Regions from separate parts of the Homo sapiens genome. Here regions 2 and 3 are each linked to region 1. The links are chromatin loops, found by intact Hi-C in ENCODE. Cell type or tissue: PC-9. All regions are shown on one strand. Links, peaks and the distances in the headings refer to the core of each region. The heading gives the core; the rest is flanking DNA.

The links. Peaks named below come from ENCODE experiments on the same cell type or tissue, not always from the same donor. Only the 100,000 strongest peaks of a DNase experiment are listed, where the experiment ranks them.
Region 2: it touches region 1 in a loop (13-fold over the local background); 3 of 110 quality-filtered maps call a loop at or near these places.
Region 3: it touches region 1 in a loop (4-fold over the local background); 2 of 110 quality-filtered maps call a loop at or near these places.

What each region holds. Positions count from the first base shown.
Region 1 is chrX:119,289,393-119,296,179 of GRCh38, forward strand. It overlaps LINC03098 (long intergenic non-protein coding RNA 3098), which reads left to right and starts at 2,137. Exons shown (of 4, transcript NR_110396.1): 1 at 2,137-2,229. In PC-9, for the core only: CTCF peaks have their summits at 3,255 and 3,464; no DNase peak of the experiment used is centred there.
Region 2 is chrX:119,509,209-119,515,995 of GRCh38, forward strand. No RefSeq gene overlaps it. Among named protein-coding and RNA genes, the nearest start is that of SLC25A5-AS1, 43 kb to the left of the region's middle. RefSeq lists a silencer at 3,318-3,612. In PC-9, for the core only: a CTCF peak has its summit at 3,467 (motif pointing left); a DNase peak (open chromatin) is centred at 3,433.
Region 3 is chrX:119,406,841-119,413,627 of GRCh38, forward strand. It overlaps SLC25A43 (solute carrier family 25 member 43), which reads left to right. Exons shown (of 5, transcript NM_145305.3): 3 at 3,350-3,522. Among named protein-coding and RNA genes, the nearest start is that of SLC25A43, 11 kb to the left of the region's middle. In PC-9, for the core only: no CTCF peak of the experiment used is centred there; DNase peaks (open chromatin) are centred at 3,791 and 5,311; H3K27ac peaks cover 1,293 bases.

The DNA.
Region 1 (6,787 bases), core at 1,066-6,065:
CTGGAAGCCAGGTGAAGAAGGTGTTTCAAGGAGGAGGGAGTGATCAACTATGTCAAGTGCTCCTGCTTGGTCATGTAAGATGATGACAGGATAGTCCATTGAATTTAGTAACATGACAGTGGTCCTGACAAAAGCAGCTTACGTGGAGTGGTTGGGGTGATAGCCTCATTTGAATTTGTTCAAGAGAGAAAGAGGAGAGAGAAATTGGAGTTGGCAAGTGTAGACAATTCTTTCAAAGAACTTGGCTGTAGACAGGAGTGGAGAAATGGGTGCATTAGCTAGAACAGAAAGTGGGGTCAAGGCCGGGTGTGGTGGCTCACACCTGTAATCCCAGTATTTTGGGAGGCCGAGGTGGGCAGATCACCTGAGGTCGGGAGTTGAAGACCAGCCTGACCAACATGGAGAAACCCCGTCTCTACTAAAAATACAAAATTAGTTGGGCATGGTGGTGCACGCCTGTAATCCCAGCTACTTGGGAGGCTGAGGCAGGAGAATCGCTTGAACCCGGGAGGTGGAGGTTGTGGTGAGCCGAGATCGTGCCACTGCACTCCAGCCTGGGCAACAAGAGCAAAACTCCATCTCAAAAAAAAAAAAAAGTGGGGTCAAGAGAATTTTTTATTATGGAAGAAAAACATGCCTATATGCCGATGGGAATTGCCCAATAAGAAGGAAAGTTCGATTATGTGTATGGAGGAGAGGGCTTGCTGGAACAATGACCTTGAAGTAGTAAGAAAGAATGAGATCCAGAGTACAGGTGGAAGGGTTGTACAGATAGGTCATCTACAGAAATGTGATGGAAGGCAGAATATAGGCAAAAATGCAGGCAGATGGGTAGATGTGTTTTGAGGGTCTGTGGCAATTGTCCTCTGATACTCTGATTTTTAGGGCAAACCGAAAGTGTCTCCTGCATTCTCCCACACTGCCTGGAGTGTCAGCATGAGATTACTTTCAGGTGTTCCCGCAAAACAGGCACATTTTATGTACCACTTGTACCACTTAAGAGGGGATTTTAGTAGCTTTGTGTTTAACATTTATTAGAAGAAGGTAACTAGTACACCTAATGCATGATTTTTCAGATATAATTGCAATTTTAAAATGTAAACAAAAGAAAAGTGTTAGCTAAAGTACAGAAGAGGTTGAAGGGATATAGCAAAACTTTTAGTCAGTTGTGAATAACTGACCCTTGAGAGAATGTCTTAAGGTACTGGATCTGCTGGAGTCCCTCTTTAAGAGCAGACATCTCTGAGATAACACATTTAGTCAGCTTCATTCCTGAAATTCTACTGTGAATGAAACTGAGACATATCAGGACTGAAAGGAATCCCCCAGGGTCTGCTAGTTTACATTCAAGGATAAAGAACTCTATACCACTGAAGACTGAGACAGTTTCTTTCATCCTGAGGGGCCTCTGACTAAAAGCAAAACAAAAATACAACAAATTGAAAAGGCAAAATTTCTTATATAACCACACAGTGAATATAAACAGAAAGCCTAGAGCCATGCATTATGGGAGATGCCACAGGGAAAGGAGTCTGTAGATGATTGAGAAAAAGGGTTTCTCCAGGTAGAGAGATAGGAAATTGTGGTAGACAGAATAATGAATCCTCGAAGATGTCTATGTCTTAAACCCCTGGAAGCTGTGAATATGTTACCTTACATGGCAAAAAGGACTTTGCAGATGGGATTAGTTAAGGATCCTGAGATGGGAAGATTATCCCGGATTATCCAGATGGGCCCAGTGTAATCACAGGGGTCCCTGTAAGAGGGAGGCAGGAGGATCAAAGTCAGGGAAGATGTGATGACAGAAGCAAAGGTTGCAGTGATGTGCTCTGTAGATGGAGAATACAGTCACAAGCAAGAAATTCAGACGGCCTCTGGAAATGGCAAGAAAACAAATTCTCCCTTAGGGCTTCTAGAAGGAACACAGTCCTGCTGTGATATGGTTTGGCTCTGTGTCTCTACTCAAATCTCATGTTGAATTGTAATCCCCAGTGTTGGGGGAGGGACCTGGTGGGAGGTGATTGGATCATGGGGGTGGATTCCCCCCCTGCTGTTCTCATGGTAGTGAGTTCTCACGAGATCTGGTTGTTTAAAACTGTGTAGCACCTCCCCCTTCACTCTCTCTCCTGTCACCATGTGAAGGTGTGCTTGCTTCCCCTTCATATTTTGCCATGATTATAAGTTTCCTGAGGCCTACCCAGCCATGGCTCCTGTATAGCCTGCAGAACTGTGAGTCAATTAAATCTCTTTTCTTTATAAAGTCTCAGGTAGTTTTTTTATAGCAATGTGAGAATGGACTAATACATACTGACAGCTTGATTGTAAAACTTTTGGCCTCTAGAACTGTCAGATAGTAAGTCTGCATTATTTTAAGCCACTAAATTTGTGTTAGTTTATTAGAGTGGCAATAGGAAATTAATACAGACATGATGGAAACTTAGAATGCCAGGTTTGAAAAGGCTTTCTGGCAAAGCCTCCTGTCTGGCCTGTTGATTCCTGGAAGATGGGAGTGAAACAGATCCGAATTCATAGCATATTTTCTTTATTGTTCTTGTGGCTCTTGGCATATGTTTCTCTGTATTAATATTAGTTATCTTCCCATTAGATGTACGCTACTTGTGGGCAGATTCAGTTAGCATATAGCACAGGACCTTGCCCATCTAACAGGCAAGCAGCAATGATGCTTTGCAATTGCATAATTTTAGCTGGAGTTTCTAAAAGGCTTTCACATATGACCCTACAGGCATCAACATAAACTGAAAATAGAAGGGCAGGAATTATAGAAGGTGTCACAGATTGGAGAGAGGAAGTTCCCAGAAGAGACTGTAAAAGAGACACTTGGAGTGAGAAAGAGAGGAAAGGGGACAAATGCCAAGGAAAGGAAATGAGTTTTCCTTACCCAGGAAAAATTGGCGAAGGCTCACAACCTTTGACTCTTATCTTGAAAGCAAGCCAGGAGGCCTATGCAGGAGTGAGAGAAGCCACAAATCACTACATGGCCCGTGGAAGTAGAGCAGGTTGGATCCCAGCTGAGGGTCCCATCCAGCATCCTGACCCCCACTCCTATCCTAGCCAGTCTGACTGGCAGGAATGCAAAAGGGATGTTTCCTGCCTGCCTCAAGAGTTTGGTAACTCTTCCATTAGGTAGCTGGTTAGATCTGGAGGAGAAAGCTACATAACCCACTTGGGGTTTCAGAGGGAGCCAAAGTCAACTTCTTCAGCACAATGCCAGGCAAGCTAGACAGATGGCAGCAGAGGAGCTATCAGCTCCTGAATTTCAAAGACCAGCCAAGGGGAGAGACAGAGCTTGGCCACCATGGAAATAGAGAAGCCCAAGAAGATAGGGGACCCATAATTTTCAGGCCTAGTAATTCTCAATGTCCATGTATAGTCCACTCATGTGACTTAATGTCTTATGGGCAGTATTTTTCAGTCAATTATGCCTTGTAAAACAACTCTGGGAAGAGGAACTATTCTGTGAAATTGCTGGGTCATATAGTAGTTGCATGTTTAGTTTTTTAAGAAACCATAGTCAGGTGCAGTGGCTCATGCCTGTAATCCCAGCACTTCGGGAGACCGAGGCAGGTGGATCACTTGAGGACAGGAGTTCGAAACCAGCCTGGGCAATATGGCAAAACCCCATCTCTACAAAAAATACAAAACATTAGCCAGCATGGTGGCCCATGCCTGTGGTCCCAGCTACTTGGGAGGCTGAGGTGGGAGAATCGATTGAGCCCAGGAGTTTGAGGCCGCAGTGAGCCATGATCACACCACTTCACTCCAGCCTGGGTGACAGAGGGAGACCCCAAAAGAAAGAAAGAAGGAAAGAAAGAAAGAAAGAAAGAAAGAAAGAAAGAAAGAAAGAAAGAAAGAAAGAGGAAAGAAAGAAACTGCCATACTCCCTTCCAGTATGATTGTATCATTTTACATTCCAAACAACAATGTACATAAGTGATTCCATCTCTCCACACCCTTACTAGCATTTGATGTTGTCTCTAATATTATTTATTCTGACAAATACATAGTGATACTTCAATGTGGTTTTAATTTGCATTTCCCTTACAATGAACATCATTAACTATGCTTATTTGCTATCTATATCTCCTCATTCATGGAATGACTCTTCATGACTTTTGTTCATTTTCTGATTGAATTGATTGGTTTTATTTTTTAACTGTTAAGTTTTTGGGAGTTCTTTAAATATTCTGTATACAGGTCCTTTGTTGGATATGTGGTTTGCAAATATTTTCTCCAAGCTTATAGCTTGCCTTTTCATCCTCTTTCGCAAAGCAGAAGTTTTTCATTTTGATTAAGTCCAATTTATAAATTTTTCCTTTTATGGCTAATGCCTTTGGTGTCAGGTATGAGAACTATTCACATAGCCCTAGATCCCAAAGATTTTCTCCTGTGTTTTTTTTTCTAAAACCTTTATAGTTTTGTGTTTTACACTTAAGTTCATAATCCATTTTGAGTTGATTTTTGTGTAAGATGTGATATATAGGTCAAGGTGTTTGTTTGTTTGTTTGTTTGTTTTTTGCCTGTGGATATCCAATTGTTTTAGCATCATTTGTTGAAAAAGCTATATTTCCTCCATTGACATTCTTTTGTGCATTTGTCAAAAATCAGTTTGCCATATTTGTTTTTAAGAGTCTGTCCTGGATTCTCTCTTCTGTCCCTCCAATCTGTGTTTATCCCTCCACCAATACCACACTATCTTGACTACCGTAGCATCATATTAAGTCATAACACAAGTGATTCCATATACTTTAATCTTATTAACTTATTTTCACTACGTTTTAACTATTCTAGGGCCTGTTGCTTTACATATAAATTTTAAAATAAACATGTCTTTGTCTACAAAAGTTCTTGCTATGATTCTAATAATTATTGCATTAAACTTGTATATCAATTTGGGGAGAATTGATGTCTTTACTGTGTTCAGTTTTCCATCCATGGTATGTCTCTCCATTTATATAGATCTTTGATTTCCTTCATCAGAATTTTGTAGTCTTCAGCATACAAGTGCTTTACATGTTTTGTTAGATTTGCACTGAAGTATTAAATTTTTTAGCTATTGTAAAAGTATTCTATTTTTCATTTCAGTGTCCACACATTCATTGTTGATCTAGTATCTGACAGCCTTGCTGAATGCATTTATTAGTTCTAGGTTTTTAAATGATTCCTGAGATTTACTGTGTAGACAGTTATGTCATTTGCAAATAGAGGCAGTTTTATTTATGCCTTTCTATTTTGTATGCCTTTTATTTCCTTTTCTCATCTTATTGCACTGACTAAAACTTCCAGCACTTTGTTGAATAAGAGTGGCAGCTGGGCGTGGTGGCTCATGCCTGTAATCCCAACACTTTGGGAGGCCAAGGCATGAGGATCACTTGAGGCCAGAAGTTGGAGACCATCCTGGGCAACATAGTGAGACCTTGTCTTAAAAATAAAATAAAATAAAAGAGTGGCAAGAGAGGGCATTCTTGTCGTCAGCTATAGGTTTTTGTACTTGCCTTTTATCAAGTTGAGGAATTTCCCTCTATTCCTAGAAAACTGAGTATTTTTTTATTCTGAATGGGTGTTGTATTTTCTCAAGTCACTTTTCTGCATCAATTTATGTGATCATGTAAGTTTTCTTCAGTGGCCTTTTAGTATCACAGATTACATTGATTGATTTTTGAATATTGAACTAGCTTTGCATCTCTGAAATAAGCACTATTTTGTCATTATGCATAATACCTTTTATACATTCTGAATTCTATTTGCTAATATCTTTTTTTAAAAAATTTATTTTTAATTTTGTGGTTATATAATAGGTTTATATATTTATGGGGTACATGAGATATTGTGATACAGGCATGCCATGTGTAATAATCACACCAGGGTAAAAGGAGCATCCATCCCCTCAAGCATTTATCCTTTCTTTGTCTTACAAACAACCCAATTATTCTCTTTTAGTTATTTTAAAATATACAATTATTGTTGACTGTAGTCACCCTATTGTGCTCTCAAATACTAGATCTCATTCATTCTATCTAATTATCTTTTTGTACCCATTAACCATCCCCTCTTCCCCTCCAACATTACCCTTCCCAGCCTCTGGTGATCATCCTTCTACTCTCTATCTCCATGAGTTCAATTGGTTTAATTTTTAGCTCCCACACATAAGTGAGAACATGTGAGGTTTGTCTCTGTGTACCTGGCTTATTGCACTTAACATAATGTCCTCCAGTTCCATCCATGTTGTTGCAAATGACAGGATCTCATCCTTTCTTATGACTGAATATTACTCCATTGTGTATAAGCACCACATTTTCTGTATCCATTCATCTACTGATGGATACCTAGGTTGTTTCCAAATCTTGGCTTATTGTGAATAGTGCTGCAATAAACATGAGAGTGCAGATATCTCTTTGATATACTGATTTCCTTTCTTCTGGGTATATACCTAGTAGTGGGACTGTTGAATCACATAGAAGTTCTATTTTTAGTTTTTTGAGGAACCTCCATAGTGATTGTGCTAATTCACATTCCCACCAACAGTGTACAATGGTTCCCTTTTCTCCACATCATTGCCAATATTTGTTATTGCCTGTCTTTTGAATAAAAGCCATTTTAACTGGAATGGTATATCATCTCACCCCAGTTTTGATTTGCATTTCTCTGATGATCAGTGATGTTCAGCACTGTTTCATGTACCTGCTTGCCATTTGTATGTCTTCTTTTGATGTTTATTCAGATCTTTTGCCCGTTTTAAAATCAGATTATTAGATTTTTTTTTCCTATA
Region 2 (6,787 bases), core at 801-5,800, 220 kb after region 1:
AGAATCGCTTGAACCCGGGAGGCAGAGGTTGCAGTGAGCCGAGATCATGCCACTGCACTCCAGCCTGGAGGGCAAGAGCAAAACTCTGTCTCAATAATAATAATAATAATAATGGCCATTCTGGCTGGGGTAAGGTGGTATCTCATTATGGTTTTAATTTGTATTTCCCTGATGATTAGTGATGTTGAGCATTTTTTATGTGTGTGTTGGCCGTTTGTATATCTTCTTTTGAGAAATGTCTCTTCGTGTCATTTGCCCCCTTTTTAATGGGATTATTTGTTTATTTGTTTTCTTGCTGATTTGTTTGAGTTCCTTGTAGATTCTGTATATTACTCCTTTGTTGGACGCATAGTTTGCAAATATTTTCTTCCATTCTGTGGGTTCTGTTTACTCTGATGATTTTTTCTTTTGCTGTGCAAGAAGCTTTTCAGTTTAATTAGGTCCCATTTATTTTTGTTTTTGTGGCATTTGCTTTTCGGGTCTTAGTCATAAATTCTTTGCCTGCCTAGGCAAAGAATGTCCAGAAGAGTTTTTCCTAGGTTTTCTTCTAGAATTTTTATGATTTCAGGTCTTAGATTTAAGTCTTTGATCCATCTCAAGTTGATTTTTGCATAAGGTGAGAGATAGGGATACAGTTTCATTCTTCTACATGGGGCTAGCCAGTTTGCCCAGCACCATTTATTGAATAGGGTATCCTTTCCCCAACTTACGTTTTCGTATGCTTTGTCAAATATCAGTTGTTTGTAAGTATTTGGCTTTATTTCTGGGTTCTCTATTCTGTTCCATTGGTCTAATATAACTACTTTTATTTTATTTTATTTTTATTATTTGAGACAGTCTCTCCCTGTTGCCCAGGCTGGAGTGCAGTGGCGTGATCTTGACCTACCGCAATCTCTGCCTCCCAGGCTCAAGTGATTCTCCTGCCTCAGCCTCCTGAGTAGCTAGGATTACAGGCACGCACCACCATGCCTGGCTAATTTTCGTACTTTCAGTAGAGATGAGGTTTCACCATGTTGGCCAGCCTAGTCTCGAACTCCTGACCTCAGGTGATCCACAAGCCTCGGCCTCCCAAAGTGCTGGGATTACAAATGTGAGCCACCGCGCCCAGTTAATGTAACTACTTTTATATCAGTACTATTTTGTTTTGGTAACTATAGCCTTGTAGTATAATTTGAAGTCCGGTAATGTGATACCTCCAGATTTGTTCTTTTTGCTTAGGATTGCTTTGGCTATTCTGGCTCTTTTTTAGTTCCATATGAATTTTAGGATTTTTTCTGATTCTGTGAAAAATGATGTTGGTATTTTGATAGGAATTGCACTGAATCTGTAGATTGCTTTGGGCAGTATGGTCATTTTCACGATATTGATTCTACCCATCCATGAGCATAGAATGTGTTTCCATTTGTTTGTGTCATCTATGATTTCTTTCAGCAGTGTTTTGTAGTTCTCCTTGTAGAGCTCTTCCAGAGAGGTATGTTTTTAATAAAATAACTTATCTTTAAATGGAAGCGAAAACGTGTGGAAAACATCCCAATTGGTGAGGCAGGGTGAAAAGAAATACTGCAATTTCTGAAAGCTTTGGATAAACTCACACCTGATAGTTTACCAAAGGACTCAAAGATGACATTTGGGTCTTCATGTTCCATGATGACCTTGTCTGAGTCAGAGGAATCCATGGCTCAGCCACAGGGTGGCATTTTATGTTCTTGTGTTCTCACATCCTTCAAACATCCTCACTGCTGCATATGCACGCCCACACCTTCTTCCCACATCCCGAAACCACTGCCCGAAGACAGGCCAGGTGATCGGCAAAATGAAGCCCCTCAGCTTCCAGTGAGCAGACAGAAGGCTTCTTCTCAGCCCCTCCTTCCCCTTGCTGCTTCCCAGGGGAGAGGCAGACTGTGGCCCTATGATTTTAGGAGCAGTCCCTGTCCCCAGTTGCAATATGGGTTCAACTCCCGACTATTTATTAGTCTTAGGCCTCTTGCTCTGCCCTATTTTATGATGTTCAGAACAACTCTATGAAAATGATAAGGCTGGCATTTTTCAATCCTGCCTCTACACTGCAGGTAGGGGTGAAGCCTCTTCAATATTGTTTTCCTGCTGAGCATGGTGGCTCACGCCTGTAATCCCAGCACTTTGGAAGGCTGAGGCAGGAGGACTGCTTGAACCCAAGAGGTCGAAGCTGCAGTGAGCTATGATTGTGCCATTGCACTCAGCCTGGGCAACAGTGAGACCCTGCCTGAGAAAGAAAAAAAAAAAGTAGTGTTTTTTTCTTACTACTTCTCTTTTCAGAATGCTTTCAACTGCCTGCTATTTTGAGTCCAAATTCGTGGCATGACCTTCAAAAACAAGTTATCATTAATTCAGCACTTACTATGTGCCAGGCGTTGAATCTCTTGTATCCCCTGAACCTAGTAACAACTGTAGGACAGGCATGCCACTATCTTTCAAATGAGTGAATAAATCCTCAGAACAGCCAGAAAAGCAGGTATTATTATTCCCCATTCTATTAATGAGGAGACTGAGGCCTAGAGAAGTTAAGCCACTTGCCTGAGGTCACAGTTAATAAGAAGAAAAATCAAGATTCAAACCCAGGTCTGTCTGATTCTAAATCTTGGGGATGCTATATATATATATAAAAATATATATATTTCTATATATAGAAATATATATATAGAAATATATAGAAATATATATATCTTATTATTTTATTTTATTTTGAGATGGAGTCTTGCTCTGTCACCCAGGCTGGAGTGCAGTGGCATGACCTCTGCTCACTGCAACCTCTGCCTCCCGGGTTCAAGTGATTTTCGTGCCTCAGCCTCCCCAGTAGCTGGAACTACAGGCGTGCATCACCACACACAGCTAATTTTTGTCTTTTTTGGTAGACACGGGGTTCCACCATGTTGCCTAGGCTGGTCTCAAACTCCTGGCCTCAAGTGATCCACCCACTTCGGCCTCCCAAAGTGTGGGGATTACAGGCGTGAGCCACAGTGCCCGGCAATATATGGCTTTTTAAGTCTCCTCCACCCTCAGCCTCCAGAGAGCAGACAGACAGGAACGTTCTGGCCTAGCAGACAGCCGTGTGATATTTTTGGTTCCAGTTATTACCGTGGAGATGGTTGCAGCTTTCTAGGCAGATGGAAGCACGCCAGCTGCCCCATCTACAGACACCGCCCTCCACAAATAGCTTATCAAACCCTGAGGATTGCAATATAATAAAGCAGCTGCCCCTGGGAACTCCCACAGCCCTCCCAGGATACACACCGTTGGCCAGCCCCAACCGCTGGTCCACCCCTGGAAGAAGGACTTCTTGGAAAACCTGTTGTTAGAAGGATTTCCTTCTAGGTAGCTGCTGTGCAGCCAGTAACCAGGGCTGCTCTCAGGGAGGATGGCTCCACCTTTCATTGTGCGGGCCTCCCTGTAGCCAGCTCTGCTCCTGTGGAACCTACTGACCTCTTGTGGGCAGAGTGTAAATGCACTGCAGCTGGACAGCCTCAGAGGGTGCGGGCTTCAGCCAGCTCCTCAGTTTGATTTGTCTCTGACAATGCTGGAGTGTGCTGGTCTCTTGACCTCGCTGCGCCTTGGTTTCCTCACCTATACAATGGGGAATAAACAAATATCCCTGTCCTACTTGAAAACATGAGAAAATACTTTTTTTTTTTTTGAGACAGAGTCTCGCTCTGTTGTCCAGGCTGGAGTGCAGCGGCACGATCTTGGCTCACTGCAACCTCCGCCTCCCAGATTCAAGCAATTCTCCTGCCTCAGCCTCCTGAGTAGCTGGGATTACAGGCACGTGCCACCACGCCTGGCTAATTTTTGTATTTTTAGTAGAGATGGGGTTTCACCATGTTGGTCTGGCTGGTTTCAAACTCCTGACTTCGTGATCCGCCCGCCTCGGCCTGCCAAAGTGCTGGGATTACAGGTGTGAGCCACCGCGCCCGGCCGAGAAAAGGCTTTAATTGGGGGGAAATATATGGGTAAATTCAAGATGCCAAGGTCCCAGGTGGGCACTCACAAAATTGCAGTACCTGACCAGAATGATTAGATATTATCCAACAGTGCTCATTAACCTTTTTAAGTCTGCAGCAGACACAGAAAATGGTATTTGTGTTGCACAAAGAAGGAGGCTTCTTGTGGCCAGAGCTGCCCCAGGCTCAGCCCAGCTACCCCAAAGGCTGAGAGCAGCAACATCTCAGGATTCCTGGAATCTTTTTGCAGCACGTGGGGTTGACAGATGTGACTGTATTATACAAGCAGTTGCAGAAGCAGTGAGCATTGTCAGGATTCTCTTTCTCCTCTTTCCATATAAGTCAGTTAACAAAACGTTTGGGTGGGTGGCCCTACCTCTTAGACACCCACAGAGTCCATAGACACAGGTAGAAACCATCATTGCACAGTTGGGCAAGGGTCTTATATGCCTGGCCCAGGCACAAGGCAGGGTTCCACAGGCTCTGGATCCTTTGTGCTTCTTTTGTAATGCAGAGAAATTAAGAGATCACAGCAGATTGTGTTTTGGGATAATCTGGGTCTGTCAGATACCAAAGAGCCTCCTGTCTCCCGTCAAACCTCGTTTCCTTTTCTCCTGCTGTCTACTTGCACTCCACTGACTCATTCATCCAACAAGCACTTAATAAGTGGCAACCAAGCACCAAACCTTGTGCCAGGTCGTGGGATTACAGGATGAAACTGTTGCCTTCAAGGAACTCAGTCTCATAGAAAGACAGACACAGAAAGAGAGGCACTGGATAGGCTGCAAGAGATCCAGTGGATGTCTGTAAAGAGGAGAGGAAGTGCGAGGGCCTAAGTCAACCTCAGAGAGTCAGGGACACTTGTAAAGACACCTGAAGATTAAATAAGGGGTGGGGGAGGGAAGAGTAACCAGGGAGGAACAAGGCAGCTTTGCAGAGAGAAGAACATATGCAAAGGAGGCCCCAAGACATGACAAAATGAAGCATGTTCAAAGCACTTCAAGTAGCCCAGTTGTGCTAGAATATAAAGTGCTAGATGGGGCGGGGGCGATGGAACCAGACAGGCAAGGGCCACATGAGAGGGGTGCCAATTGAAGGGGTTTTTATTCAATACTTCATCATTTATTAAATAGTTCAGCCACAGGCACGGTGGCTTACGCCTGTAATCCCAGCACTTTGGGAGGCTGAGGTGAGTGGATCGTCTGAGGCCAGGAGTTTGAGAGCAGCCTGGTCAACATGGCGAAACGCCTCTCTACAAATATACAAAAATTAGCCGGGCGTGGTGGTAGGCTCCTGTCGTCCCAGCTACTCTGGTGGCTGAGGCATGTGAATCGCCTGAACCCAGGACACAGAGGTTGCAGTGAGCCAAGATCGCACCACTGCACTCCAGCCTGGGCAACAAAGTGAGACTCCGTCTCAAAAATAAATAGATAAATAAATAAATAAAGGCAACAGGGGGCCACTGGGGCATCTTAAACAGAAGAATGCCATGATCCAAATTACATTTTTTTTTGAGATGGAGTCTTGCTATGTTGCTCAGGTCAGCCTTGGCATCCTGGGCTCAAGATATCCTCCTGCCTCAGCCTCCTGAGTAGCTGGAACTACAGGCACGTGCCACCAAATTACTTTGGTTGTTGGGAAGTAAGTAAGAAGGGAGAGAGATTGTGCTGAGAGAAATCTGTTTTCTGGCTTGAGTAACCAGATACACAGTAGCATTCACTGAATCCGGGAACACAGGGAGGACCCAGTTTGAAGCAGGGAATGAAGACAAGAGCCATTGTGAATACACTGGGTTTGAGATACCTGTAAGACACGAACGTAGGGTGTCTAATAGTCGGATATAAAAGTGTTTCATGGGTAGGGCACAGTGGCTCACACCTGTAATCCCAGTGCATTGGGAGGCAGAGCGGGGAGGATTGCCTGAAGCCGGAAATTTGGGGCTGTAGCAGGCAATGATCACACCATTACACTCCAGCCTCTGTGCTCCAAGCTGGGTGACAGAGCAAGACCCTGTCTCAAATAAATAAATAAAGTAAGTAAAATAAAAAAATAAAGTGGGTGAGGGCCAGATGCAGTGGCTCACGCCTGTAATCCCAGCACTTGGGGAGGCCCAGGCGGGTGGATCACTTGAGGTCAGGAGTTCGAGACCAGCCTGGCCAACATGGCGAAACCCCGTCTCTACCAAAAAATACAAAAATTAGCCAGGCGTGGTGATGGACACCTGTAGTCACAGCTACTCAGGAGGGTGAGGCAGGAGAAGCACTTGAACCCAGGAGGCGGAGGCTGCAATGAGCCGAGATTGCACCACTGCACTCCAGCGTGGACAATAGAGTGAGGAAACAAGAAAAAAAGAAAGAAAGAAAGAAAGAAAGAGGGGGAGAGAGAGGGAGGGAGGGAGGAAGGGAGGGAGGAAGGAAGGAAGGAAGGAAAAGAAAGAAAAGAAAGTGGGAGAGGGCCAAGTGTCCTAGAAATGAAGGGAAGAGGGGATGGCCATCGGAGCCACACTCACATAGAAGTCAAATAAGACAGGGCTGAAAAAGGAGAACCATTTCAGCAGTGATGGAGACCGAAGCAAGATCACAGTAGGCCTCTTCAAGAAGCTTAGACTGTGAAGGGGAGGAAAGAATGAAAGCTAGAAGTAGGCTCTGTGTCAAAGGTTTTTGTTGAAGGCATTAGTTCAAATGTACATGCTGAGGAGGAGAGATGGAGAAAGAGGGGAAGGTTGAGGCTTCAGGAAAGAGAGGAGGTAAGTAATAGAGCAAAGTCCAAGGGGAAGTGAGGAGGACTGAACTGAATACATGGGGGAGGTGGGT
Region 3 (6,787 bases), core at 1,122-6,121, 120 kb after region 1:
GCTTCATTCTATTCCATAGCCATACACTCCACTCCTAAACTTTGGCCAGTTACATCCCCGGGAGGGGAGTAGACCAGAAAGTGGAGGTGACTCAGCAAACTGGTAAGAATGCAATTCTAACCACTCTCCATCTGACTGCAGAAGGAGTATTCAGTGTACATACACATTGATATGCCATGAGGGCAACTAGGGTAGCAACTGTGTCTTCTGGGGTCTTTGTAACCTTTGCCAGAGCTACACATTTATGGCCCAATTGCAAAATCCAGTAGACTTTTTCCCTTTATCTGAACTTGGTTGCAGCATTTGATAAGGTTGACCACCCCTTCTTCTGGAAACTTGGCTTCCAGGACCCCTCCAAGTCCTGGGTGTCTTCCCATCTCTCTGGCAGCTCTTTCTTATCTGACTTATCCGGCCCATCTGGGTCGTCTGATACTGCCAGCCCCTACATGTTGCTCTTCCCCTGGGCTCCTTCCTTAGCTTTCTTTTTACCCTCCCCTTTAGCTTGCTTCTCATCCTCCAAACCCTCCCTAGGTGGCCTCATCTATGCTAGTGGCTTAAGCAAGCGTCAGTGTATTCTGTGACCCTTATTCTCTACCTCTTTAGTAACAATGGCCAACTTTTGGGGGGAAGTACTTACCATGTTCTGGGTACTGGGCCAAATGCATTGCATGCGCTTTCTCATGAGGCCTTATTTTACAGATGAGGAGATAGATGCTTCAGGAAGCTAAGTGACTTGCCCAAGTCCACATAGATAGAAAGCAGGAGAAACTAGCAATAGAACTCCAGAGCCCTCTGTTAGCCCCTGACTGACACCAATTCCCAATGGTAGTATGAGTCCCTGCTGTTGGACACCTTCACCTCCATGCTCCCTAGGCACATCAAATTCAAGATTAACCCTGATGTCCTCGTTGGTCTCAAACTAGCTCTTCCTCCTGTGTTCCCTAATGAATGAGACTACCTTCCTTTCACCCCGTGGCCCAAGCCAGAAAAAAAAGCCTAGGGATCACTTCAACTTCTCCTCTCACTCCACCCCCACTTGAATCACCAAGTCCCGTCGATTTGACTCATCCTCTTTCCCACAGGTCCTTACAACTCAGACTCTCAGGGTCTCCCACAGACTCTGGCTCCTACCTGCTTCCACTCTTGGTATCTCCTGCCCCAGTCTTCCCCGTGCACTGCTGCCCGGCTGAGGTGATCTCTCCACGTGCAATTTCATCGTTTCACGGCCCTCATTTCACTGCTCTCCTTAAAAAGTATTCAGCGACTCCTGAGCTACAGGAGAAAGCCCAAATTCCTTAGGACATTCTAGATCCTTCAGACCTGGCCCCTGCCAGTTTGTCCTACCTCATCTCCTGCCATACCTCCACCTGCATTCATGCTCCAGCCCTTCAGAAAAACTTGGATTTCCTGGAAATACCACTCCCTTTATACATGCTATTCCCTTTGCCTTTCCACTCTGTCAAAGTCTGATGAACTCCTATTTATTCCTCAAGACCCAGTTCAAAAGTTCTCTCTTTCATCAAGTCCCTCCTGACTCCCCCAGGCAAAATTAATCCCTTTGATCCTTGTGTACCTAATGCATTTCATATAGCCCCCCTGTTGTGGCACACATCAGGGGTGTTATACTGACTTTGCCCTGGCTGTCTGTTCTCCTCGATGATGAGCATCTCCAGAAATTAGCCCGCTCCTCTTTCGATTCCCAGCACCTGACATAGGGCCTGGCACATAACCTAAGCTTTCCAGACATTTTCTGAATGAAGGTAAATGGAAGGTTGGTGAGCCAATTAAATAAACATTACATTTTTCTAAAGATAAGCAATTTCACTTGTATTATCCCCTATTTTAAATTTCATTTTGAGGGAGAAATTTAGTCCCTCTGTAAACTAAAGATGGCTCCTAAAGGTTCTGGAAGTTTGTGAAAGTGCCACCTACTATATTACTTACTCACCATCTCAGTTCTTAGAAAGGTGAGGAAGCCACACAGTGTAGGGTGCCCACTGGGCCATGATATGACCATGTCATTCCCAAAGGTGAAGTCAGGTGACCTCCCTCACCATCGAGAGTCTCTCACTTTCCAGTTTTCATAAAATGTTTCCTTCTCAGCTAGAGATCAGTCCCTCCTGTCCTCCAAAACATAATGAGGTGCTGCCCACTGGCTTTTTTTACTTGAGTGATTTTTTCCCCGAACATTAAAAAAAAGCTTCAAACATCTAGAAAAATTAAAAGAAATCTAGAGTATACATCCATGGACCATCTAGATGCTACAATTAACATTTTGCTATTCATCCCTCCAGCCATTCATCAGTCCATTTTTATTTTATTTATTTATTTATTTATTTATTTATTTATTTATTTTTTGAGACAGAATCTTGCTCTGTCACCCAGGCTGGAGTGCAGTGGTGCAATCTCGGCTCACTGCAACGTCTGCCTCCCAGGTTCAAGCGATTCTCGTGCCTCAGCCTCCCAAGTAGCTGAGATTACAGGCACGCACCTCCACGCCCAGTTACTTTTTGTATTTTTAGTAGAGATGGAGTTTCCGTTTTAGTAGAGATGGAGTTTAGTAGAGACGAGGTCAGGCTGGTCTCGAACCCCTGACTTCAAGTGATCCGCCCACCTCGGCCTCCCAAAGTGCTGGGATTACAGGCGTGAGTTACTGTACTCAGCCAGCCCACCTTTTTTTTTTTTTTAATGATTTCAGTGTAACTTGCAAATATCAATACACTTCACCCCTAAACCCTTCAACATGTGTGTCATTAACTAGAGTTCAATATTTGTGTATGGTTCTTTTTTTTGAGATGGAGTTTCTCTCTTGTCACCCATGCTGGGGTGCCGTGGTGCGATCTCAGCTCACTGCAACCTCTGCCTCCTGGGTTCAAGTGATTCTTCTGTCTCAGTCTCCCAAGTAGCTGGGATTACAGGTGCCCAACGCCACACCCAGTTACTTTTTGTATTTTTAGTAGAGATGGGGTTTCACCATGTTGGCCAGGCTGGTCTCAAACTCCTGACCTCAGGTGATCCTCCCGCCTTGGCCTCCCAAAGTGCTGGGATTACAGGCATGAGCCACCACGCCCAGCCGTATGGTTGTTTTTTAAAGTACAATTTACATCCAGTAAAGTGGACAAACCTTTAGTGAACCATTTGATGCATTTTGACAAATGACACAACCCCTACCAAAATATAGCACATTATCGCACTCAAGAAAGTTCCCTCATGCTCCTTGGGTTGGAGGGATTTTAGCAACCCCAGAGCCCCTCCTGTTTTCTTTCCCCGGAATCCCCCCAGGAATTTATGTTCTCAAGCCAGTGTTTTCCCAAGACAGCAGCAGCTTCTCCCTGGCCTTGTTTTGCAGGTGCTCTCCCGTTCTCTGCTGGCTCCCTTCTTGTTTACATGAACCTGGAGAAAATCTGGAACGGACCCCGAGATCAGTTCTCTCTCCCACAGAACTTTGCTAATGTCTGTCTGGCTGCTGCAGTGACCCAGACCCTCTCCTTTCCCTTTGAGACCGTGAAGAGAAAGATGCAGGTGAGGAGTTATCAGAGTGGGGTAGGGGGTGGAATGCTTTGTAGTGTTTGTGGTCGGGTAATAACAGCAAAGAACACTGACCCCAAGTGATGCCAGGTTTCCAAGGAGCTTCTGACTGCTCATAAATACTGTGCAAACCCCCACTCTGTGGCATTTCTGCTGCTAACCTCAGAGCTGTTGGCTTGAGCCCCGGCTGCCTCCTCATTCCCATCCTCTGTTTTTTGGTCTTTTAAGAAGCCTCCAGGCTAGGGGCGGTGATTCACGCCTGTAATCCCAGCACTTTGGGAGGGCGGAGGCGGGTGGATCACTTGAGGTCAGGAGTCCAAGACCAGCCTGGCCAACATGGTGAAACCCCGCCTCTACTAAACAAACAAAAATTAGCTGGGCGTGGTGGCAGGCGCCTGTAATCCCAGCCACTCAGAAGGCTGAGGCAGGAGGATCACTTGAACTTGAGAGGCAGAGGTTGCAGTGAGCTGAGATCGCGCCATTGCACTCCAGCCTGGGTGACACAGAAAGACTATGTCTCAAAAAAAAGAAAGAAAAATAAGAAAGAAAGAAAAAAAAGAAGCCTCCAGATGAGGCTTCTCTTTTCTTTCCTGACTTCCTGATTATATCACTTGTGGCTCTCCTTCCTCCAAGACCAGCAGAGAGTAGAATATGAAATGCAGCCTGCTAATGCTCCCTGTCCTTGCTGCCTCCACAGCAAGGATGCCACTCTTGGTTTCCTCACTGTGCCTTACCTCAGTGAAGCAGACTGGATAGGACCAACATAAGCTAGGAACTGTAGCTAACAAGGGTCCAGCATCCCTGACTCCCTCGCTGAGGAAGGAACTGCATTTAAAATGTGGCAGCATCAGGCCGGGCACGGTGGCTCATGCCTGTAATCCCAGCACTTTGGGAGGCCGAGGTGGGCGGATCCCCTGAGGTCGGGAGTTCGAGACCAGCCTGACCAACATGGAGAAACCCTGTCTCTACTAAAAATACAAAATTAGCTGGTTGTGGTGGCACATGCCTGTAATCCCAGCTACTCGAGAGGCTAAGGCAGGAGAATCACTTGAACCCGGGAGGCAGAGGTTGCAGTGAGCCAAGATTGCACCATTGCACTCCAGCCTGGGCAACAAGAGCAAAACTCTGTCTCAAAAAAAAAAAAAAAAAATGAGGCGGCATCTTAGTGAGACCACTGAGGCAAAATCCTAGAATCAGAAGTTCCAAAGTGAGTAATTGTCTTAGCCTAGAATAAGCCAATTTTGATCAAAGAAAAATCAGACTAGTTCAAATAAGGTTGGGTGGGTAACAGTTATATCTGTACAGTGGGGGCAGGCCCAGAATCCTAGCAGGGCTGAGGTGCTGTATCTTCTCTTAGCCCTGCTCAGGCCCTTAAAATTCAAAAATAGCTAATGCATGCTGGACTTAATACCCAGGTGATGGGTTGATAGGTGCAGCAAACCACCATGGCACATGTTCACCTACGTAACAAACCTGCACATCCTGCACGTGTACCACAGAACTAAAAATAAAAATTTTTAAAAAAATTCCACTTCCATAGGCTAGGCTGTCTCCATGGCCTCTTCTGGGCAAACCCTGATTTATACAAGCAATATATTCCTGAAGAACTCTATAGAAATTAATTTGGGGTCAGCTGAATCCAAGTTTAAATGAGCAGTCCCAGCCAAGTTTGGTTTTCCCCTGTGACTCTAACTTGTCCTCGCTTGCTCAATGTCCCTCCCCGCTCCCGCTTTCCCTCTGTAGTAGTCCCGGCTGCCCTGGGCCATCGCTTACCTCAGCACTAAACAGCCTGAAGGTGCTTATCAAAGCTGCCACTCCACTCCCTGAAACTTCATCTGTCTGGGTTGCATTCCTTTCCTGTCCTTGTCCAAACAGATAATTGTCGCATCATTGTAATGGTAGTATAGGTGCAAAATTTTTCTATTCGTTGGTAAGAAGTCTTTATATATTAAAGATATTAACCCTTTGTCATACATTTCACACAATTTTTCCAGTTTGACATTTGGTGTTTTTTTTTTTTTTGAGAGACAGAGTCTCACTCTGACACCCAGGCTGGAGTGCAGTGGCACAATCTCAGCTCACTGCAACCTCCTCCTCCTGGGTTTAAGCGATTCTTCTGCCTCAGCTTCCCAAGAGCTGGGACTACAGGCATGTGCCACTACACCCAGCTAATTTTTGTATTTTTGGTAGAGATGGGGTTTCACTATATGTTGACCAGGCTGGTCTCGAACTCCTGAGCTCAAGAGATCCACCCGCCTCAGCCTCCCAAAGTGCTGGGATTATAGGCATGAGCCACTGGGCCCAGCCAACATTTGGCTTCTAGTGCTATTTATGTGTTGTTGGTGGTGGTGCTTTGTTGTACATATTTGTAGAATTTTATCTAATTATATCTATTACTTTTTTGTTTGTTTGTTTCTGACTTTGCTTTTCTGCTTAAATGTAAAGTCTGCTTAGTGCATGCTTATCTTTTTTTTTTAAGTATTTCTAATTTTAAAAATAATGCACATTTGGAAGGCCAAGATGGGAGGATCACTTGAGCCCAGTAGTTTGAGACCAGCCTTAGCAACATAGCGAGACCTTGTCTCTACTAAAAATAAAAAATTACCTGGGCATGGTGGTGTGTACCTGTGGTCCCAGCTACTTGGGAGACTGAAGCAGGAGGATTACTTGGGCCCAAGAGGTCGAGGTCACAGTGAGCTATAATCCTGCCACCGCATTCCAGCCTGGGTGACAGAGAGAGACCCTGTCTCAAAGAAAAAAAAAAGTAATGCACATATACTTTAAAATGGTTAAAATGGTTCATTTTATGTATATTTGACCACAATGAAAAAAAAGTAATACACATAAGTTGTAGAAAATTTGGGACATACAGAAAAGTGCAAAAAGGAAAATAAATTACCCATAGCCCAACACCCATGGATTATAATGATTAATAGTTTTCCTTCTATGGACCTTCATATATATACATAAACACACTCACACACATATAAAGATATATAAGGTTATTTCTTTTACAAAATTGTGTTCACACTGTATATAAAAATTAGTATCCTTAGGCCGGGCGCGGTGGCTCACGGCTGTAATCCCAGCACTTTGGGGGGCCGAGGCGGGTGGATCACCTGAGGTCAGGAGTTTGAGACCAGCCCGGCCAACATGGCGAAACCCCGTCTCTACTAAAAAATACAAAAATTAGCTGGTCATGGTGGCACATGCCTGTAATCCCAGCTACTTGGGAGGCTGAGGTAAGAGAATCCCCTGA